Linked DNA regions of Mus musculus: all the other regions are linked to region 3. Evidence: chromatin loops called from intact Hi-C (ENCODE). Cell type or tissue: heart. All regions are shown on one strand. Region 1 overlaps Gm32884 (a long non-coding RNA gene). Region 2 has its middle 21 kb from the start of Plpp4. Region 3 overlaps Plpp4 (phospholipid phosphatase 4).

Region 1 (8,000 bases), 450 kb after region 3:
GGAAGGAAGGAAGGAAGGAAGGGAGAGAGAGAGAGAGAGAGAGAGAGAGAATGAAAGAAAGAAAGAAAGAAAGAAAGAAAGAAAGAAAGAAAGAAAGAAAGAAAGAAAGAAAGAAAGAAAGAGAGGTTTATTTTAGCTTACATCTGAGGGACTATCACCTATCATGGCAGGGAAGGCACAGTAGTGTTCAGTTCTACAGTGCTGGGTGTGTGATGCGACTGGTTGCTCACATCTCATCCCCTCACTATAGGAAGTAGAGGACAGGAAGTGGGAAGGAGCTTACAGTCTGAAGGCCTATGCCCACCCCTGTTTACTCACTCCTTTCATTACCTCCCAAAACAGTGCCACCAGATGGGATCAAGTGTTCAAACACACAAGGCATTTCATATTGAAACCATGAGAGAGAACAGGAAGTTTTGATCCAAAACAAGTGACCCTATCTCACTGCATCCCCCACTCAACATTTTTTTTACTCCAAGGTACCTGTTTCTGTCATTATTCTGTTGCCATCTATCACAAAACCAGAAATGGGAACCTGAGGCTAGGAGAAAAGCAAAAACCGTCCTGTCTGACTTCTCATCTGGAATCTGACATACGGCAATATGTCTAAAGCCACAGTAGGAACGGCTTGATAGCAAACTAAATCACCAGCAGCAAAGAAAATCGCCCTAGGGTTTGTGCCCCCTCCACCCGCTCCTGCAATGCTCATCAGGAAGGATTCCCTGACAGTGCAAACCTCAATCAATCACCAGGACTCTGAGGATGAGGGAGGATTCAGGGAACTCCCTCTAGGGGCGAATGACTCTTTAACCCCCACCTCAGCTTCCTAATAAGTTTGTCTCCAAAAACTAGAGCAACATTCTAACAAATGCAAAGTGAGAACTTCACTAAAACCGAATGACATCTATTGGCACAAAACAACCTACCTCTGAGACTCCGCATGCGCAGTCTGCTGGACTGTTTCTCACCATAGCACATTTTTCTATTGAATCAGAAAATAGAGAGAGAGAGCATATCAAAGCACTGAGTGCAGGTATTTTAACTTAATGAAAAGAACATGTCAAAATTTAATAGGGGAAAATAGGTCAGCTCCTATTTTTCATCAAGAAAAAGGGTCTCTGTAGGACAGTCTTAGAATGTGCCACCACTGAGAAAAGATTGCTGCTGGAGAAATTGAAACTGGAGCCTAAGGGCTTCCTCTGTCTTTGACTCTCTATCTCCCTAAGTGATAGGAAATGTGGTTTATTTGTAGAAATTCAATGTAGATTGCTTGAGGAAAGTTGACACGAACAAGAATCTATCAAAATAAAGACAAATGCTTCATAAAAGGCAGGTCTACACATGAAAGAAAATGCCATGGTTCTGCTGGGGGTTGGCAGTGGTAACCGCATCAAGGTAGAGCTGGCAAATATCACCAGTTACTGTGCATTAAATTTTGTCTAGTTAATCATGAGAACCAAGGTCAGTAAAGGAGTGACAAAGCAAAGCCATCCTGAGCTTGCCAATTAGCATGACTTTCTTCTCTTCCTACTCCCGTAGACCTGCTGGAATCATCACTGTGCTTCACTGCATGCTGTGCAAGGACTGTTGCAAAGATTATACAACCATCCTAAAAGTTGCCACATGGTCCTCTGTGTCATCATTAGTCAAAAAGCAGAAATAGCCAAATGTCCATCAATGGACAGATGGATAAATTCAGTGCCATACACATACATCTACACATACACACACTCTCTCTCCCTCTCTCTCTCTCTCTCTCTCTCTCTCTCTCTCTCTCTCTCTCTCTCTCTCTCTCTCTCTCTCAGAAAAAGAGAGAGAGAACAAGCCATTTACAATGGGAAACCAGGTCAGGGATGTTTTACAAAGACCATGCTTACTCCACATGAATGAACTTAAGTTTTCTGGCCCACTTGAGACTTGGGATCATATCCATTCTGACCGAACAAATCTCTTAAACTCTCTTGTCTCCCTTGGGTTTACACCGCATCCATGGATATTGCAATGTGAGAAGTTTACAATTAAAATTCACATCATATATTTGCAGGCAGCAACAGAACTGAATGAAGTCATTAGCATCCCGTGGCTTCCTAAGACTCTAGCCCTCAGTACAATTTTCTTACCAGCTACTGCTGGTTTGTCTAGCATCGTTTCCCCAGGTGGGACCAGTTCTGTTCGCTAGAACCTTCTGTAGCTTCTCATCTGTGTGTGTCTCACCCACCCAAACCCAAGAAGCAGACTTCAGAGTCACGGTTTCTGTAAGGTCCCAAAGCGCTCCCCACTCAACCCCAGTGAGTCTCTCCTGTTCCAGACGAGGCTTTCCAGACTGAGAGAGGTCCACAGAGAGAGAGCAGCAAGGCAGGAGGAATGAAGTAGGACCAGGTACAGACGTCACACTGCAGTCCCAGCTATCTTAGTGATAAGAAAACAGAGGTACCTTTGAAGCTGGGGGCAGGGGAATGTGTTTGAGGAGACTGGGGGAGTTAGAGAAGAGGGTCGATATGGTCAAAATTTGTGACTGGAATTCTCAAACAATAAATTTAAAAATACATTTTAAAAAAATGTGTGGGTTGGAGAGATGACTCTGCAGTTAAGAGCACCGACTGCTCTTCTAGAGGTCCTGAGTTCAATTCCCAGCAACCACATGGTGGCTCACAACCATCTGTAATGGAATCTGATGCCCTCTTCTGGTGTGTCTGAAGACAGCAATGCTGTACTTATATACAATAAAGAAAGAAAGAGGGGGGGGGGAAGGAAGGAAGGAAGGAAGGAAGGAAGGAAGGAAGGAAGGAAGGAAGGAAGGAAGGAAGGAAGGAAACACACGTTTATAAAGTGACCTGGTCATGCTCAGGCTAGCTCCTGTTCATCCAGTAGTTGGTCACTTTCCACGGAACTATCACCACGACACTGAAAGAACATGAAGACAATGTGTACAGATCAGTTCCAGGGCAGACAGGGAGGCTGGCCTCTGTGGCTTGTCCCATGTGGCTTGTCCCGTTCAGACCCTCCCAGGGCACTCACCTATGGTTAACTGTCTGCCTCGACTACGTGCTAAGATTCTCTGCCCCACTTGGAAAATGCCCCACCCTTAGCATCTCTCACTTGGGACGCTTTGGGGCAAATTCTCTGTCACTCCCGGGGAGAGTAAGATGTCCTTTACAACTATCTCCAGAATGTGGGTAGCTTTCCCCAAAGCTCCAGGATTTAAAGGCTTATTGTGTGGTACCTGGACCATCTGAGAGGTCCTTAAGTCCTTAGAGGTGTGTCTTACTGTGGTACCTGGACCATCTGAGAGGTCCTTAAGTCCTTAGAGGTGTGTCTTACTGGATGAACAGTGTGCTCCACCTCAGGTGATTCTGAGCTTCTCCTCAGAGAAGCAACATATTCAACTTTGGACCAGAATCAGGAGCCAAAACAGAAGAGTTTTCTTCATAAATTAACTCCCTCGGGTATTTTATTGTGATGGGAAGCTGACTAATACACTCCTTGGAATAAATGTGTGCCATCTGGGCAGAGGCTTGGGGGAACCAAGCCTTCAGATTGCTTCTCAGTCCAGGAGAGTATGAATCTGCTGTAAGCCTGGGGCGGTGACTGTGCCTGGGGCGGTGACTGTGACATCAGTGCTGGCATCGGGACAAATGGAAATCCCTCTGTGTGATTAGTCCATTTACTCTGATCTTGATTCTGCCAGCCTTTCTCCTGCCAGATGCTGCACTGGGATTTTGGGCTCCCTTTACTTTCTCTTCCCTAAATCCCAAGGGAGCTGTTAATAAATGGAAGACTTCCCAGTGAGCAGGAGCTACATGTCATTCGAGGCCACAAGGCTGGAGGACTTCCAAAAGGGACAGGTCTCACTTGTGTCCTGAAGCAACACGGCTGGGACAGTATGCAGCAGAGCCAAAGTTCCAAATTGAAGCCCAGGTTGGCCTTGGACTCACTCTCCTGCCTCTGCCTCCCAAGGTTTTGCATCTTATCAAGACCATTTAGTTGCCAAAAATGCAAATTCGACAACTGATTCCACCCATGGTATCCTCCAGCAAGAGTTGTCCCCCAACTTCTCAAAGTCACTCTGAAATGATAACCTGTTCCACTAGAGACTCAGTGGTGGTGGCCTGAGAGGGGAAGGGAGGAGGGGGAGTGTTGTTGGGTTCACCTGACACCCACAAAAGGCACCTGCTGTGGTCTCCTTAGTGTCTAGCAGTGCCTTGAGCGCTTCCTGTGGACCCATAGACCTCCTTGATTACAGTGCGTGCTCTAGCGCCATCTGCTGGAAGCTTGTGAATTGGTCTCCTGCACTCAGCCATGATTTGATTAAAACAATTTCTGCCAAGTTTGGGGTGGGACTGCTTGAGACAGAGACTATTAAAATTTGCTGTATCAATCCTTACTGATTCAAATAATCCTCCTATTTGTTGTGTCCCTTGAATTTCAAGACCTTACTCACTACATCTCACTTCAAAAAGATACTCTTCCAAAATTAAAATATTCTCACTGCAAGGCATTTGCTAATTCCAAAGAGAAATAATGGGGAGAGGTATTACAGATAAATGCAGCTCTCATCCCTCATCAAAGAATCTTTTCTTGTACCTGACAGAGGCCATTACAGAGATCCAGAACTGGTCAAATTGCAGAGACTAAGTGGCCATGGGGTGCCCAATTCCAAATGGTACATCTACAATGCAACCCCTGTATCTCAGGCTCGGAGAAAATAACAAGAAATGTCATATAATGGTTGTAAGAGTCAGACAACCAGGGTGCCTGCTGTGAGATAGTATCCTCTAGACACGACAGGGATGCTACCCCCATGAGATCTCAGCAGTGTGCATGCCTAAACAAGACCTACATAAGACCACATCAGCCATGCCGATGTGGATGGCCCTACCTCTAAATGAAGGACAACGACAACTAATGGCTTCTGAGAAAAGGAGAATCGTTTTTCTTCAGGTACCAGCTCCCTGGTAGCATCTCTAAATTCAAGAGGTCAGCCCTAAATATTAAACAGATTCAGTAGTGTGTGTGTGTGTGTGTGTGTGTGTGTGTGTCTAACAATAATAATTCTATAAGAAGAGCTTCGAGTGTTAGGGAGGAGAAGTGGGAGGGGTTGGAGGGGCAGAAAAAAGGGTGGAAATGATGTAAATACAGCCTACGATGTAAATACAGTACTCATGTATGAAATTCTCAGAAAATAAAAATTTAAATTTAAAAGCCCAGGGATACACAAGCTCCAGGCGAAGCAGGTCTGCCATTTGATCACTAATCTCTCAGCCTCAGTTGTCATTTTCAGGCAGAAAAACAAAATTCTACCACTGTGTTTCCTGGTACACTTCCTCAGCAACATTCAGAATTTATTAGAAAAAAATATGGAAACGGAGCACTGAGACACGGGAAAGGGCTAGCCTGGACTTCTTGGTAACCCTGTGCTAGGTGCTGAGCCATGCCCTGAAGATTCTAGTAGACAGGAACTTACATTCATTTGAAAATGGAATCTGCAGATATAAAATTGGTTGTGGCCAGGGGCAGAGAACTGGCTCAGTGGGTAAATCTTCATAAGTCTAATGACCTCAGTTTGATTGCCAGGACCTGGGTAAAAAAGGTAAGAACTGCCTCACAGATCTGTTCTCTGATGTGCACATGCGCACACATGCAAACACACATACATATAACACATACGTACATAAACATAAATACACATGCATATCTCAAAATGAGTGGAGGATTTTTTCCTCTTTTTAAATATTCTGGAATCATTCACATGAAATTAGAAGTATTTGTTTTTTGAATGTCTAATAGAAATCCCCAGTATATCTATGTATATAATATTCTCTGTGGCAAGATTTATAACAAATAGTTCAAATTCCATTTAATTGTAAGACTATTTGGTGACTGGGGAAATGGCTCAACCCCTACATGGTGGCTTATGACATCTGTAACTCCAGTTCCAGGAGATCTGATGTCCTCTTCTGACCTTCATGGGCAACAGACATGCATGTGGTGTACAGACAAACATGTGGGCAAAACACCCATACACATTAAATAAATATAAATTATATGGACTGATATATATAATATATGGATATATATGGATGTATAAATATATGGATATATGGATATATGGATCTATGTGTGTGTGCTACTACATACCACATACTACATGGACACACACAAAAATTACAAGACTTGCTTTCTGGGCTGGCGCCCTGAGCGTCTAGACCTTGGGCACAAACTCAGCAGCCAGCCCCACAACACCCAGAGGCAGCTTCACTCCCAGGTACTTTAACACGCCCAGGATCACAGGATCACAGGAGCTTGGTCACATCAGGATCTCAAGATCCCAAAGGCAGCTTGACTCCCAGGAGCTCGGACACACCCAGGATCTCATGATCACAGGATCCCAGAATCACAGGATCACAGAGACAGCTTAACTCAGAGGAGTTCTGACACAACCAGGATCACAGGAAGGACAGGCTCCAGTCAGACCTAGCCAGGGCAGGTAGCGCTAGAGATAACCAGATGGTGGGAGGCAAGTGTATGAACATAAGCAACAGAAACCAAGGTTACCTGGCATTATCAGAACCCAATTCCCCCACCATAGCAAGTCCTGGATACACCATCACACTGGAAAAGCAAGATTCAGATCTAAAATCACTTCTCATGATGATGATAGAGGACTTTAAGAAGGATATAAATAACTCTCTTAAAGAAATACAGGAGAACACAGGTAAACAGATAGAAGCCCTTAAAAAAGAAACACAAAAATCCCTTAAAGAGTTACAGAAAAACACAATCAAACAGACGAAGAAAAGGAACAAAACCATCCAGGATCTAAAAATGGAACTAGAAACAATAAAGAAACCACAAAGGGAGACAACCCTGGAGTTAGAAAACCTAGGAAAGAGAGCAGGAGTCATAGATGCAAACATCACCAACAAAATACAAAAGATAGAAGAGAGAATCTCAGGTGCAGAAGATACCATAGAAGACATTGACACAACAATGAAAGAAAACGCAAAAAGCAAACAAGCTCCTAACCCAAAACATCCAGGAAATCCAGGACACAGTGAGAAGACCAAACCTAAGGATAATAGATATAAAAGAGAGTGACGATTCCCATCTTAAAGGGCCAGTAAATATCTTCAACAAAATTATAAAAGAAAACTTCCCTAACCTAAAGAAAGAGATGCCCATGAATATACAAGAAGCCTACAGAACTCCAAATAGACTCAACCAGAAAAGAAATTCCTCCCATCACATAATAATCAAAACACCAAATGCACTAAACAAAGAAAGAATTTTAAAAGCAGTAAGGGAAAAAGGTCAAGTAACATATAAAGGCAGACCTAACAGAATTACACCAGACTTCTCAGCAGAGACTATGAAAGCTAGAGAATCCTGGGCAGATGTTATACAGACCCTAGGAGAACACAAATGCCAGCCCAGGCTACTATACCCAGCAAAACTCTCAATCACCATAGATGGAGAAAACAAGAGATGCTATGACAAAACTAATTTTACACAATATCTTTCCACAAATCCAGCCCTACAAAGGATAATAGATGGAAAACACCAACACAAGGAGTGAAACTACACCCTAGAAGAAGCAAGGAAAGTAATCTTTCAACAAACCCACACAAACATAATTCCACCTCTAACAAGAAAATTAACAGGAAGTAACAATCACTTTTCCTTAATATCTCAGTATGAAAATTAATATTACCAACATATCCTAATGAATTGAAATTCAAAATATGAGGAATTAGAAATTTGCTGGCTGTCATCAGTGTGTTCTCTAATTTGGTAGTGGGAGAAATAGGTTCAATATTGTACAATCCATATACACTTTCTGCTTGTTTGTAAGTGACAGGGTCTTGCTATGTGCCGCATAATGGTCTTGAAATCATGCTTCTCCTATCTCAGCCTTTCTAGGATTGTTTATTTGATGTTTTTACACTATACTATGGTTTTCAGAACAGCTTACATATTTCAAAATTATTTATACAGCCAAA
Region 2 (8,000 bases), 71 kb after region 3:
CTGAGTCGTAAGCCACATAGAATAGACTTCCCACAGGAGGTAATTAGTTCGGGGTAGGGGATGCTAGACAAATACTGGGTTGTAATAACAGAGTACTTCCAGCTTCCTATTTTTACAATGTGGCAAAGGAGCAAATATCAGGATGGACTTTTTAAAAAGATTCACTCTGTTTTTATGTGTGTGCATGTGTATCTATGCACATGTATACCATGCAGGTGCTTTCGAAGGCTAGAAGTGGGTGTAGATCCCTCGAAGCTGGAGTTCTAAATGACTGTGAGCCACCCAACATAGATCCTGGGAACTGAACTCAGATCCTTTGGAAGAGCATCAAATGCTCTTAGCTGCTGTGCTGTGTTTCTAGCTCCCTGGAGTGTGTGTGTGCATGTGTGTGTGTTAGTGCAAGTGTGTGTGAGTGTGTGTGTGTGAGTGTGTGTGTGTGTGTGTGTGTGTGTGTGTGTAACGTTAGACACATATAAGGATCAGCTAAGAGCAATTTGGACATCTTTTCATGATACCCAGAGGAGGAAAGTTCAGGTGGGGAAAGCTCACGCCTGCCTGTGAACTCATTCTTGTTTGGGATGTTGTCATTTGTATCCAGCCGGTGGCATTTTCCACTCTTCCTTTCCAAAGGGACTTCCATAGCAATAAAGAGCAGTAAACAGGATCCTCAGTAAAGAGGGAGGTCACCTCCATTCTGGAAGAAGGAACACAAGGTTTCTCAAAGTGTGCTCCACAAGCTCCCTGCTCAGGGTCGCTAATGCACTTATTAAAAATGCAGATGTCCTCCTGAGTCATCGTCTCTGGGAACACAGGCTCTAGGGCCGCTCCGGACTAAATAAGATTCATGGTCACAGAAGAGAGGCCTGGTGGAATGAGATGGTGGGGGTTAAGTCGAAGTTCATTTCAGGTCAGCAGGATCTTATGTCGAAGGGTTGGTTCATTAGGAATAAAGACATGGCAACTGAATACACAGCTCCCTATCCCCTCCCTGGTGACCCTCCATGAGTCTCTGGTGACCCATGGTGTCTGCTTTGTCACTTCAGAGTCCCCATTCCCCACATCCTTAGACAGTCCCTGCCCATGAACAGCTTCAGGACGACAGAGGACTACTGTTTTCCTGTTGATGTCAATGGATGAAAATAGGAAGGCAATGGCTAGCCTGGTGTTGGTACCTTGACTAGTGCCCCCAGTTTCCATGCCTGCTTCTACTCTGGCTGCCTGCCTGCCCAGAGCTGTCCATCCACTGCCTTTCTATGGCTACATCATGGTAGCTGGAGCAGGCAGGGGAAATGGATCTTGGTCTTGGATGCTGACCCTGAACCCCATGGCCTGGGGCTGTAGTTCATTTGGTACAGTACTTGCTTGGAATACACAAAGCATTTGATCCCCAGCCTCTGTACAAGGAAAACATGTATAGGGGTACAAGCCTATAATTACAGCACTTGGGATGTAGAGGCAAGAGGGAACAGAAACTTAAGGCCATTCTCAGCTACATAGTAAGCTTGAGGCTGAAATGATCTACACATCTTGTTAAAAAACAGACAGACAAAACTCTACCAGTGGCCGAATAGACTGTAACATCCGCCATGGACCAGGAGGGTAGGGGCACCCTTAGGAAGTCAGAACATTCTCCCTGCCCTTTAGTTGCTTTTAGACAATGTGTTTCACGTTTCAATGAACCATGTATTTATTCATAAATACCTATATAACATTTTCTGTGTTCCAGATACTCTTCTAATGGATTTGTAAATACTAATTCACTTAATCTTATAACAACATTGATAAAGAGACTATTTTTTCTAATATAGCTTTACTTATTCTTTGAACACTTTATATATGTAATATATTTTGATCATATCCACCTCTTCCCAACCTGTTATCATGTTAATGGTGCGTGTTAATGGCAAAATAAAACACATCTTTAAAGCAGCCCTCTCTTACATTTCAGCTACAGTATCCTATCCTGAGACTCTGGGGAGACGAAGCAGTGGTTTTCATGGGTGTGAAAGAAAACAAACACATAAGAGAAGCTTTCCTCCTGGCGTCACTGGAATCAAGAAGTGTGAGGTGAGCAGCTGCCTGGCTTCATGCGTGGCCCAGTGTCACATCTGGGAGCCACTGTGGCCTGTGTGAGGCAGAACGTGTGCTGGTGGGTCACTGCTTTGCACGTCTAAGAACAAGAGGGCAGTTTGCTTCTCACACTTGAGCCTCATCCAGATAAGCTGGCATGCTGCTGGTATGCTGAGAAGATAGTATCCGTGAGCACTAACAACTTAGCCCTAGTCACATGAGCAGACTTAAACTAGATCTAAATAAGACACATCCTTGTGGTTGAAGTCTTCATTCAACACACAGTCAGTAGCTACTATGGGTCTAGGATGGTGGCTCTCACCCCATGGCCTCTGGAGAAGCAGGGATTTCACTTTTGTTAGAGATGACAGTTCTGAGCCACTATGATCTACAGAAGCAGATGCTGTTCTATGGGGTCCAGCGTATTGTACTTTACAAGCCTCTGACTATGAGAAACCCACCCCTGAACAAAAGGGGCCAAGATATTATCCATCACAGTAAAACAAATTCTATGTCCTTGTATTGAGTAAGATTTTTGAGAGTTTGTCTGAACTATGTGACCACAGACAAACCATCTATTCTCAGGAAGTCTGTTTTCTTGTGTGTACTACTACTTGTATGTACATACTGACATATGTTCAGCAGTGAGGCAGACCTGAGATATATGGTGCTGATGGAATTAAAGGAAAAGATACATACAGAATGTCAGCAGCACGTGGAATGTGGCCAGTGTGCAAGATAACACTTGTCACTAGAATTCTTACTGTTGCCGTTATCCATGCCATAGCATCTGATAAGTAGTTTAAGTATTTAATAAATATGTAACTGTTTTCCAATTGTTTATGAGTCAGAGGTTGGCAAGCTAAGAGAGAAAAGGGACTCACCAACTTGGTGGGGTAGCCAGGCAACAGTGTAACAGAATAGGTCTTCTTCAAAATAATTGTCTGCCTGCCCCAACTTTTTCCCCCAGTAGCCCGCCTACTGTTAAAACCTGTAACGTCCACTATCCTCGCTGTAAGATCCCTGAAGTGTCGAGATGGCCCTCCAGTCAGATTCCCTCCAACAAAGGAAAGACTGATAAGACTCTGTGCAGAAGAACAGAAGCAGCTGGTAAGGTGTTCAAGAAGAAAAAGACATCGTGCATAGTGCTTTGGGTCAACAGTAACGGGGTTGTCATGCAAGCATGAGGACTCAAGTTCAATCCCCAGAACAGAAGTAAAAAGCTGAGCATGGGGACACATGCTTGTACTCCCAGTGCTGGGGAAGTGGGGAGCCCAGTGGCTAGCAAGCCATCCTAACAAAATCAGTGAACCCAGGGCCCCAGTGAGAGACCTGATCTCAAAAACGTTGGGTGATGACCCTCAGTGTTGATCCCCGGCCTCCACACGCATGTGCACATACATCTGATCACATGTGTGAACACACACAAATAAACAGATATTGGATCCTGTAGCTTTAATGATGTCTACTTCCAAAGTCCACTTCACTGGGGATTAGGACAGTATTGTCTGCCGGCCTTGTAAAGAAGCCCCCTTCTCTCATGAGGACCTTGAAGTCCCCATGTCATTCTGGCATTACAAGTGATGGATGAGCCACTGTCAGTGAGGTTAACCAACTGTCCCCAGAGCCAGGAGGCTGGAGTCAACTCCATACAATGTGGCAATGAGCACAGACTGTTCTTTGAGTGGCAGACCACAGAAGAAGGGTCATAAGAAAGTGTTCTCAACGGGAGGGAGGTTGATGCCCCCCTTCTGACTTTGTATCAGCAGGACTCACTGTGTCTGTGGCGTTTGTTTTCTATCTGAGAAAGGCTGGTCTTGAATCCAAATGGCCGTGCCTATACACTTCATTAACCTGAGAGACAGCTGTGTGAACTCCCCTGCTCAGCGATCCACTTTGACAAGCTCCCCTGCTATTGTGGGTCCATCTTTTTCCTTACTTATGGCTGGACCTTGAAGAGTCAGACAGTGTCTCACTGAGCAGAGTGCTGTGTACACACTGCGTGCTTCATGACTGGGGCAACAGAAGTCAAGGCAGAAACAAGCAGGTTGTGGGGCCAGAACCTGAACCCAGCAGCCAATAGAAGCTGGTGACAAAGGAAAACTTTTTAATGGAGAAATTTAATTTCAGAGGCAAAACATCTACCCAACGTTGTGAAGTCAACAATTTGATTTATTATCTGTATGTGAAAGTTTTGTATGAACAAGACACTTAAACATTTATAAAATTAATATTTAGCTATTATAGAAGGGTTTGTAATTGTCTAATAATAGTGCATAATTAAATAGCAACTTTTAACATTACAGGACCAGGCTCCATTCAAACACAACAGTGTTTAGAGTGAATGTGAAAGATTTATTATTAAGACTTGAAGTCTGTGAGCCATGAGCCCTCTAGTGGCTAAGGCACACAGTGCTGCCGAAGCCTCAGCCTTTCAGTCCATCCCCCATTGTCCATCCCCCATTGTCCATCCCCTCACCCCTCACCCCTCAGCAGCCATGCCCTGAGTCCTGGGGAAATGGATAGGGGCCCCACAGTGTGTGAATGAGACCCACTCTTCCTCCAGGACAGGATCCCTTATTTTAAGAGAATTCCTGGGGAGTAAGAAAATGTCTCCCCTTGGGAACGCTGAGGTGCACCAGGTCAAAGCAGGGAGAGTTCCTGAGGTGTTGGTCCACAGTAATGCCTCTGTGCAGATTTGAGCTTTCCCTGGGACAAAGCATTCAGTCTGTAATAAAGGCACTGCCCATAGGTGCTAATCCCAAAGTTCCAGGATGTGTGACTTGCCCAGGGTCCATCATCTTTCTGATTGTATTTGGGATGTTTCCTCTTCAAGAGGGCCTTCCTCCACCATCCTGCATAAATCTATACCACCTACTACTCAGCTAGCCCCATGGAACATGGCGTGTGTGTGTGTGTGTGTGTGTGTGTGTGTGTGTGTGTGTATGTGTGTCTATGCATGTCTGTATATAAGGACTGAACCTAAGGCCTCATGCATGCTAGACAGGTAGAGCTATATTAGCTTATTTATTTATTTATTTATTTATTTATTTATTTATTTACTCACTTACTCACTAATTTTGAAGACAGGGTCTCACTGACTTGCCCAGGGTGAATTTTTTCAATCTGTAGCCCAGGCAGGCCTTGAATTTGTGATCTTTCTGTATCTTCCTCCTGAGTAGCTGGGACTATAGTTCTGTGCCACCAAGGGTTCACTTCAGCCCTGGCTACATCCTGGCCATGTGTTAGTTATACACTCTCACACCACAGCAGGTCCAGATCCATCCATTCTCTATTCACTTCTAAGTGAAAGCAACCAGCTAGGGTTTGGAACATCACAAATGATAAGATTAGTTACAATGACTAAATCTCAAGCCAGGGTCCAGTCTCAGAGACGTACTTGATCTCTCTGGCCTTAGCTGCTGGAGCTCCTGGACATCCACTTGGGTTAGCCACAGACACTTTATCTCCATGTCCAAAGCCAAAGTGCATCTTGACCACAAATTCTTTCCCCCTTTGTTTTATTCAACACTTCAGACGAGGACCTCTTTCTTCAATCAGCCATATGAGCCGCAATCTAGGGTGTCCCTGGACTCCCCTGAATATCTCACTATAGCTAATTAGCATGGAGCCTGCTAATTGCACCTCCTGAGCAGTCTCATGGACACCAAGCCACATCACTCTGCAAGCATGATTCCCATTCTTTAGATGAAGCAGGCTTGCAGAGGAATGTGTGACTTGCCTGTGGCCTTGAAATCTATTGTTCCATCTACCCGTTGCTACTGCTCCTACCATCATCATTTAGTTGACCATGTGAGTTAAGTAAGCTGTGAGTTCAGGATAGATAGATCCCAAGCAAGATAGATCCCAAGATATCCTCCCCCATTAAGAGTCCACTGAGCAAGTTATGAAAACGCCCAGCCTACCATCACACGGTTGTGAGGGACTAACAAACAGATCACTGCTCCCTTCTATCTGCCAGCCATGTACGGCATTACTCTGGCCCTGGGCCCCATTCTCATCTGGCTGTTCAATTGTCATGGTTCTAGAAACTTCCTTTTCAGGTTCTCACTTGGAGAACTACTTCTATCATCATGCAAGTCTCTTGGCCCACTGGCAAGGTCTAAGATGTTGCTGATGAATGGCTGTTGTAAGGATTCTAAGGAGGTGAACTGTCCCACTGTAACATGATGACAAGTTTCAGACTGGACCTGTGTTGGGGTTGGAATGCAGACTTTAGTTTTTATGTAATCCCAGTAAGGCAGCAGTTTCTGGATGCAGAGTCAGCCCAGGTGAGAGGAGTGTGCCAGGCAGCTGCTCATCCCGTGATTCCAGTTGTCTGTTTACATCAGTTACCACGGCAACCTCATCTTTCAAGTTTGGAAAGTCTTATGAATACGATCGTACTGGTATTATCAATTTCATGAGAAAAACAGGCAGATGCATCAACCCTCCTGGGGAGTGCAATTTCCTTGGAAGCCTTTTGCAATCTGGTAAATATGACCAGGAAAACAGCGATGACATTCAGTTCCACCCCACTAATGCAGGCTTTCTAAAAATCTAAATTATGTGTTTCCCCAACCTATGTCCTGGTGTGCAATTAGCTCGACAGTATCGTTTTGATTAGATAAATGAAAGAAATTTCTAGGTTTTAAATTGGCTTCTCTTACAGATGGGTACTGGAAAAGACATTGAATTGTTCCACACAACTGACTAGGAAACCAATGTGGTTCTGAAGTTGATCAAGGAAGCCTCCTTGCCTGCAGCATCCAAGGACCTGCCCTTCTCCAAGCCCAGTTTTGCCTCCCACTGTGGCCATTGTGAAGCTGCGATTATTTATTTATCTTTTTGTTCACCTTCTTCTCTCCCAGAGCCCCAGTCCTCTCTACAATGCCTAGTCAGTAAGACACCAGAGATAGAGTTGATTTTGTACTTGCTGTATGCTAACTGCTCTTTGCAGTGGTACATCATCGCCAAGCTAAGATGAAGGGGCTAATAGAGACAAGGTCACATTGTTAATAAGATATAAAGATGGGTTTTGAACAAAGGATGCTTACCAGTATCTTACCTAACTCAGCACTCAGTTTGACAGTCTTTTGAATGAATGGGTACAAGAGTCTAAAGTGAAGACAAACATTAAATAAACCATTACTCAACACCTATAAAACCTCAGAGAGCTATGGATCATTGTGCCATGAACTGGTAGAGAGCTCACATCTAGTTCCCAATCACGAGAACAACAGATGGGACTTCTTTTTGTTTGATTTTTGAGTCAGAGTCTTATTCTATAGCTCAGGCTGGCCTGGATCTCACTATGCAACCCAGGCTGGCCTTAAACTCATTATGTAGCACAAGAAGACTGGAGTTTCTGCAATTCTGCTACTTCAGCCTCTCAAGGGCTGGGATCACAGGTGTGAGCCACCACACCCTGCTGGAAGTGACATTTACTTTACTTATGGGACAGTGTGCAGTGTGAATGGATGTGAGTGCTCTCTCCTTGGAGCCATGGCTGAGTCAGAGCTCAGATCCAGAGTAATGTCTCCTGTTGGTGATGTGGACCACAGGCCATTTCCTCTTCCTGTCTACAGACTTCTGACTCTCTGGAGATGAAGTGGGTGTACTCATGAGCTCCTGGTCTTGGAACTGAAAAGAAAGAAAGTGTATCCACAGGTGGAATAAGTGCACATTCCATGGAGGCGCCTGGTGATTGGGAGCCAAGGGAATCTGCTTCAGAACGCCCCCTTTCCCTCTGGAGGATGCTAGATGGTTCCGGGGGTTGGCTTGCTCTCAACGATTCTGGAATCGATGAGCACCATGTATGTGCAGGGTGAGTCAGCTTCAGTTGGTTGGGTTTTATAGTCATGATCATATAATAATCTTGACTAACTAAGATGTCACTTCTCCCTGGATGTCCTGTCCCTTTATGTATC
Region 3 (8,000 bases):
GTGGAGGTGGGCTTTGAGATATCATATATGTTGAAGTCTGGCCAGTGTGGCACACAGTCTCCTGCTGCCTTTGGATAAAGATGCAGAACTCTCAACTCCTTCAGCACCCTGTCTGCTTGCATACACCATGCTTTCTGCCATGATAATAGTGGAACATATCTCTGAAATGGTAAGCCAGCTCCAAGCAAATGTTTTCCTTTATAAGAGTTGTCTTGGTCATGGTGTCTTTTCACAGCAATAAAACTCTAAGACAATGGTAAAGATGATTTAAAAAAAACAAAACAAAACATAGAAGTGTACCTGAATCTCCTCTCTGACCTTTCCAGACCCTATTTTATATCAGAGTATATACGCAGGGTCTCTGCAGATATGTTGCATACCTGACCTGACTTCCTAGTCTCCACAGCCTTTATTGTCTCCCTAGCTACAACATGTTCTTTGGAAGTATGCCCTGAATACACAACACAACATTAATGGGGGGTACACTGAGCAGCATCCATAACCAGCTGACAAAGCTACACCAAGAGCAGGTGTTTAGCCATGCTCTGATAATCCCACATACACACTCAGCAAGAGATGGTGACCTCCTTTGAATAACAACACAGCCTCTGGCAATGGGCTGGCTGCTTGTGAATAATGGGGAAATGCTAAGTCAAGACTCGGTGCTTCTGAAAAGAATCCTTGTCTTTCTGGTCAACAAGAACACAGATCCATCCTGGCAAAAAAGAAGCTCTTGGCGTTGGACAGTCCACCATACCCAACCTGTCTCCTGCACTGAAGGAGTCACAGGCAGGTCAAGTGTGAGTTGGGGCTTTTCTGAGGATGTCATTACTATTTATTCTACTCTGACTGCACTTGACTCAATCACCAAACCTATATTATTTTTCTGGTTACATTTGACCAAGAGTTTTGATACACACAAACACACATGCATGTGTGCTCATACATGTGTGCTCATACATGCATGCTCATACATGCGAGCTCGTGCATGCATACTCATGACTTATGACTTGGGGCCATGAATTACTGGATAAGGAAGCACCTGGGTCAAGGCTCCCTAAGAAAGCATTTCAGTTAGAAAGTAGGAAAATTCACCTTCAGATAAGAACATTCCAACCTACGAAAAGACCCAAGATTTTCCATACGGAAGAAAATTTAGGCCAGTGAGGTGGATAAGCCAATAGAGGCACACTATGCAAATCTCTACTACCTGAGTTTCATCACAGGAATCTACATAGAATAAGGGAAAGAACCAAGCAATGCTCCCAAGTTGCTTTCTGACTGTGGCAAGCATGCCACGGCATGTGTGCATGTGTGCATACACACACACACACATACACACACACACACACACACACACACACACACACACACACACACACACTAAACAAATGAGTAGAATTTGAGCTTCCAAGGGGACTGGCCTAGATTAGATATCAGTGAGACTATGTTCTCTAGTCAAAATTCTCCTGAAGACACTGGGAAATCTGAGGGCCCAAAGCTGACAAACAATAGATATTATTAAGCTCTTCATAAAGTCTAGGAGAATAAATCTAATTATGGGATGACAAAGTATTTTCCACCTTTGCGTTTTGGGTATTTTAAATGATGTTTCTGCTCTCCTGTTGCTCTTGTGGGCTGCACTGGATTTGTAGCTGATAGAGTGTCCTTCATCACCCACTATTAACTAAGGAAAAGGTTGAGCTTGTTTTATTTTAAGATTAGAGAGTGAGCCAGTCCAGGAAGTCAAATCGACTTCTAGCTTCCAGAAAGTGTGGTGCTGGATGCCCTTTTTGCATCTCATTCCAACCACTGGCAATATGCAAATTGTTTCAGCCCACTTGTGTCTGTAGCTAGAACACTTGTGGTGTCTGCATTTAGTCTTCAAAACAATCCATTGTTCATAAATCCAGGCCGGAGCTGCAAATTCCTCTTGGTGTCCTGTATGAGCATTCATCTCCAAATTGCCTTTTACTGCACATGAAATGTGAAGCCCTGGGAAGAACGGGTCTGAGTGATAAACAGACGCTTTCCCCTAATTGTGCTGTGAAGACATTAGCCACATACCAGTTCGTTCATATCTAGGATTTATTGAGTTAGAATAGAATTGGAAACGAATCTTATTGTAATACGTGAGTATTTGTTATGCCCTACTGCCAACCGACCTTAATATTTCACTTTCTCTAAGATTTACAGAAACCTATTTTCTTTTTCCAAGCTGAAAAGTAATTATGAAAGCAACTATAATAACACCTCACTGTCCACACAGGGTAGCATCCATTTTCATAACACCTGACTGTGCACACAAAGTAGCAGCCATTTTCTTAACACCTGACTGTCCATGCAGGTTAGCAGCCATCTTCATTTGCAGATATGGGTATCTTTCCAACTGTCATTACTTAAAACACTTTACTCCGTGAAATAACACCATTTCTTTCAAATAGTCCAATGTGTGTCGTGAATGTTCTGGAACAGTCATGGTGGGTCAAAAAGGAATCACCTCCCATCCACTAGGCAGCCCATAGGAAAGTTTTGTTATTGTTCCTAGTGAAGGGGCAGCACGTGACGGCTTCCTCTGCTACAGAGCTGCTCACTGGCAATGCTCCAAGAATAACAGCACTAGTAAGGAGTTCCCGACTCAAACATCCAGGAAAGTCTCAAGGAGGACAGTTGAGCTCCATAGTTGGTTACCCAGATCATACACTGTCACCCACTAACTGTGGCATCAGGGTCATTCCTTCATCTCTCTGGGATGAACTTCTGACCCTGAAAGCCGTGAATAGTAATGACCCCTTCCTCTCTGACATAGTCTAGGACCATATAATGTAGTCTCTAATATGCACTGGCACACAGGGAGGGAAAGGGAAAGGCTATAATTGCCGTGTGGTAAGAGGAGGGAAGAGTAACCCCACTCTGTCACTTGATTAGGTGTTTCCTCATTTGTTCTAGGAGATGCAGATAACATCTAGTGTTTGATATGGGGTAGGCTGTCCTTTGTTTGTTTGTATATGTCCGGGTATATGGTGTAAATGTATATATTCCTTTTGGCATGTGTATGTAGCATGTATAGAGGTCACTAGTTGAAATCAAATGCCTTCTTCAATGGTGCTCCACCCTACATATTGAGTCAAGGTCTCACACTTGAACTTATCGCATACATAGTGATTTGGCTAGTCTAGCAAGCACACTTGCTGAGACTCGCCTTTCACGTGCTGGGATTACAGACTGGTCATCAAACCCACTCAGCATTTACATAGATACAGGGGATTTGATCTCCAGTTCTACACTTGGGTGGAAAACATTTTACCTAATGAGTCATACCTCAGCCTACCAAAGGGTCATCTTATCACCAGACAAGTGGTTAGCAGAGCTCTCTGTATTGCCCAAGTTGGAAATTTTCAGGCTTATCCTGAAAGGAGAAGGGACGGTAAATTCTTGTCACTAGCTTCCAGTCTGACTTTACTACACTGTCACTATGCGGAAACATTCAACTTAAGTCAGGTAGGCAAATCCGCTCTGTTTCTGAAGTGTTGGACAGTCACAGTCTCTCAAGTGAGCAATCGGTGCCTGTCATGCTCTGGAAGCGAGTTTCAATTGGATGCGCTACCTTCCTCTTTTTCTAAAGTTGCCTACTGTCTTCAGCCTAGCACAGCAAAGGTCAAAGCCCATTTGGTGTGTAGGTGGGCTAGTGGACACACTGGCCACCAAATCGTGGTACTTACAAACATGAGGCGGGTAGGTATGTTGTCTGACTGCACCAAAGGATTTTTATAGAGCCAGATCTCTTCCGGCTGGATGACTCTCTGGAATGGATCCAAAAATTCTGTAAAACTGAAACAAAACAGAGAAAAAGGACATGACAGCTGAGCACTCAGGGGCCGTGGAAAGGGCTTCCCAGGGGAAGCCATAGTTTGCATGCCCCCAGAAGAGTCTTCCCGACTTCTGGGAAGGGGAGAAACAAGGAGCCTCTGATGATGAGCCTCAGCCAGTTCCAACCAGAGAAAGACAAAGCAACAGAGACTCTAGCATCCTGTCACCCATGGCAGTAAGGACTCATTCCCTGGCTAAGGAGACAGCCAGGAAACAGCTTTGCAAAGACTCTAAGAACCCAGGCTCCCAACGTGAGCTGAAAGCTCAAGTATCACACAGCGGCTCACTTGGGGCCAGGGCCCGGCCAGGCTGTGAGCACAGTGTCTGAGAACAAAGATCTGAAACAGGAGTGGACTCAGCAGGTTCCCTGGACCTAACGAGGGGACAGGATGTTTCCCCGCCCTCCCTCCCATTGTCCAGATGAGGTCATGATGCTGCTTCACCTCCACTAGGGGGCAGTGGAAGGATGAGGTGAGGCGACGGGATGTTTTCAGTCTGCTAATGGGCTAGCTCTAGGCATCTTCCCTCTTCGTCTTTTTACCCTCTGAGAACTACTCCTGCCATGGTAATCTAGCACATCCCCAGCCTGGGCTAGCTCTTCATTAGTTGGACAACCAAAAGCAAGCCTTAAATAAAAAAGTGATGGGGGTTGGGAGACAGGCAATATTATGAATCAGACTTCAGCCAACGGCCTTTGCCCAGCATTTCCAGCCCTGCCTCCACCTAAATTTCATTCAGAATGGTTTCAAGCATGAATTGTTGGAAGCTGGAACATCAAGAAGTTCCAGTCTTCCACTGCCTGGCTGAGAAATTTTGATCCTGAGCCAAAAGGATCTAGAAACTTGGGTCTTCCCATAGTCACCCCTATTTTAGTCCTGGATCCAGAAATTCTCCTTGTTTTAGGCAAAAAAGGGACAGTCATCCAAGAGCGAGGTTCTAGCAGAACTGTCCACCTTGGAACCTCACTATGTATCCTAAACTTGGGTGTCATATGACCTTAGTCTGTCTGCACGTTCATGCACGTTTTCAGCAGTGAGTATACAAGGACTGTGGACTGAGAGCCTCCTAGGAGAGCTGGCCCCACTAGGAAGCCCTGATACTGCCAAACTTAACATACACTCTGAGCAGCTTCACAGTAATACCATCAAACAGACCAGCGTCCCAGTGAATTCTAATGTGCATCTATAAGAACCCATAATCCTCCATGCCTGTTTCTATATGCCTTCCTGCCCTTCCTTCTATTCTCTCTTCTCTGCATCCTCACATCTAACTGTCGGTGGGGTTTTAAATGCCAAGAATTTGTGTACTTAGGAATTCAAAAATAAAAAATAAATAGAGCTGTCTTTGACAGATCTGTTTAGCCCTGTGACAATAGCACCTCCACCTGAAATGAAAGAGTCACCTGGAAAACATTTGCCAGGGTAGTAATTGTCATAGAGACCAGCCAAACCCTCACCAACCTGTGCCCAGAATGTGTCTATTGTAGAATGGGATCCCAAGTGTGTCAAGAACCTGGTCTGCAAAACTGCTATGGCCCTGTGTACTTTCTCCAAAGCAAGGATCTGAAGAGCACTTCCCTGGGCACCAGAGAACTGCTCCGTGGCACGATCCTCCCATGAAGCTGCTCTATGCCACTTAGTAAAGCACTGCCCTTTGTGGGGCTGCAGTGTACACAGGTGCAATGGGGCAGCTTGGAACTAAATCAGAGGCCACAGCTGGAGATGGGTGAGAACTTCTGGAGGCTTGTTAGCCAGATGTATGTTATGGTATCCATAAACAGTATGGATAGGACCTGGGGGTGTGGATTTTAAACCATTCTCCAGGTCCCAGGCTCCAGCTCTGACGCCAGTAATCCCTTAAGGGACCTGAATTCTTGACTTCAAGAAACTTGATGACTTAATTTTCTTGATTGACAACCCTGGGGTTTCAATCCAGCCCTGGCTGTGTGGTGCACAGAAAGTGCTTTTCTTAATATCGCTGAGCCTCAGTTTCCTTTTTGTGAGGTGAACGTATCTCACAGATCTGGAATGGAAATTAAATTGAAAGAATACACATGGAGGTGGGGAAGAAGCTTGGTTGGTAGATGCTTGCCTGGCAGGCACGAGGCCCCAGGTCCCATTCCCAGTGCTAGATAAACATTGTGTGGTTGTGCACACCTATAGTCCCAGCTTTTAGCCAATAGAAGCTAGAGTTCAAACAAATGAAGGCTAGCCTGGGCTCTATATGAGAAAGGAAAAGAGAAAGAAAAAGAGGGAAAAGGAAACAGAAGAGAAGAAATAAATAAAAGAATGGGAAGGGAAGGGAAGGGGAGGGGAGGGGAGGGGAGGGGAGGGGAGGGGAGGGGAGGGGAGGGGAGGGGAGGGGAGGAGGATTTGTGAACTGCATAGAACACATAGTATTTTTTCCACTTACCACCACACTCCAGTCTCCAGTGTGTGTTTTCACCAGTTTTTAGTATATTCTTTGACTGTGTCACAGCCTGATCCTTGCCTCCAGGTATTTTAAAAGCATTTTAGATGAGATGAAATGCAATAAAGTTTGTCTAAAAGATATTTTTACACCACATAAGCTGCTCGTGATAGCTAAACCTTCAAGAATATCCTGATCACCATGACTCTATAAATCAACCTAAAATTTTTGATTTTGCTCATGACTTTGTGGCTCAGGAAATTTTGTGGGTCCTGCTGAAGAGCTCTTGCTTAGCCACTCTCCTTCTATAGAGCCTATAGTGCTGCACTAGGCATTATCAAGATGGCCACCTGCTGCCGGCAGCCTGACTGGAGCTGAACTGAAGGACTGACACATCACACCCCAGTCCCCAGGTACTGAGAATTTCATCCTGTATCCCAAGAGAAGCAGACCAAAGCAAACGGCGTCTCCTGATCCAGCCTTGAGAATGGATAATGTCGTCTGCATACTTTGGATGTTCATGACTCCCAAGGACTCGTGTTTGAACACTTGGTTTCTAGGAGGCGCTGCCGTTTTGGAAGGCTATGGAACCTTTAGAAAGTAGAACGGAGCTGGAGGGAATGGGTCACATGACATTTATAGGTCCACATTGTTTCTTGTGCTCAGTTTCCCAATCTGCCCAAATATAAGTGAACAGCCTTAGCTACCACTTCAGAGAGATGCTTCTGTCTTCCCTGCCAAGGTGGACTGTATCCTCCAACCATGAGCCAGAAAGGACACTTCATCCCTTAAGGATTTTTAAGTCAAGTATTCGGTTACAATGAGAAGACTAATGAAGCAGTCAGTCTGACCACACTTACGGGTGAATCTTAAAGTCTTCTTCAGAGAAGGGAAACAGATGCCTTCCCTTGACAGATATAGTAAGTCTTGACTACAAAAAAGCAGATGGTAAAGAATATGGCTTCAGCTACCACTGAAGCGCCATCTGGTATCCACAGGGTGACACTAACTGTAGTGGTACACAGCCCACTGTCAGAGACCCCAAAACCTTGACTCCCATTTCTTCCCCACAAAGCAGGCCATGGGGAAGAACTGGGAGTCAAGACACATCTGTCTCTGCATCTCTCTATCTCCTGCCTATGGTGGTGTTAATGTATACATGCATGCGTGTTAGTGGAGGCCAGAGGTCAACTAACCTCCCATATTGTTCCTCATATGTTGCCCCCTTGTTTTTTGACACGGGGGTCAATGAGACTTGGAATGCCCACTAGGCTAGACTACCTGCAGCAAGTTCTGGGGATTCACCTGTTCTGCTTCTCTAGCACGGGGATCACTCATGTATGTCACTGTGCCCTTCTTTTTAAGAGGATGCTGGGCTTAAACACATGTCCTCATGCCTTTGTGTTAAACACTTTACTCAAGTTATGTCCCTGGTCTAAAACTTTTACGTCCTAAAGGTCAGGTGCAATTTTTCTAAAATGCTGCAAATACTGAGACTTTTGACAATCCTTTACTGTACCCGGAGTGGCTGTAGCAAAAACCCCACATCTATCAGGCAAATCATATCCCCTGGGACCAATAGTGCTAAGAAAGATAGATGTCCCTTCTCCAGCCACTGGCGTCTGCCTCAGAGAAACCAGACAGGAAGGCAGCTGCTCAGAGGACCCAGGGCTTATAAAAGCAAATGGGGTCAGAAGAGGGCATGTAGAGGATAGAAAACA

What was found. Hi-C counts contacts between places; a loop is a spot of excess contacts. Peaks named below come from ENCODE experiments on the same cell type or tissue, not always from the same donor. Only the 100,000 strongest peaks of a DNase experiment are listed, where the experiment ranks them.
Region 1: it touches region 3 in a loop (18-fold over the local background); 9 of 42 quality-filtered maps call a loop at or near these places.
Region 2: a loop joins it to region 3, with 8 times the contacts of the local background. A loop is called at or near these places in 4 of 42 quality-filtered maps.

What each region holds. Positions count from the first base shown.
Region 1 is chr7:128,856,571-128,864,570 of GRCm38, reverse strand. It overlaps Gm32884 (a long non-coding RNA gene), which reads right to left. Exons shown (of 6, transcript XR_869964.2): 2 at 2,835-2,904; 3 at 927-982. Among named protein-coding and RNA genes, the nearest start is that of Gm32884, 4.2 kb to the right of the region's middle. In heart, a CTCF peak has its summit at 4,270 (motif pointing left); no DNase peak of the experiment used is centred here.
Region 2 is chr7:129,232,112-129,240,111 of GRCm38, reverse strand. No RefSeq gene overlaps it. Among named protein-coding and RNA genes, the nearest start is that of Plpp4, 21 kb to the left of the region's middle. In heart, a CTCF peak has its summit at 4,463 (motif pointing left); no DNase peak of the experiment used is centred here.
Region 3 is chr7:129,303,455-129,311,454 of GRCm38, reverse strand. Plpp4 (phospholipid phosphatase 4) reads right to left here. Exons shown (of 7, transcript NM_001080963.1): 2 at 3,723-3,831. Among named protein-coding and RNA genes, the nearest start is that of Plpp4, 50 kb to the right of the region's middle. In heart, a CTCF peak has its summit at 4,325 (motif pointing right); no DNase peak of the experiment used is centred here; H3K4me3 peaks cover 257 bases; H3K27ac peaks cover 352 bases.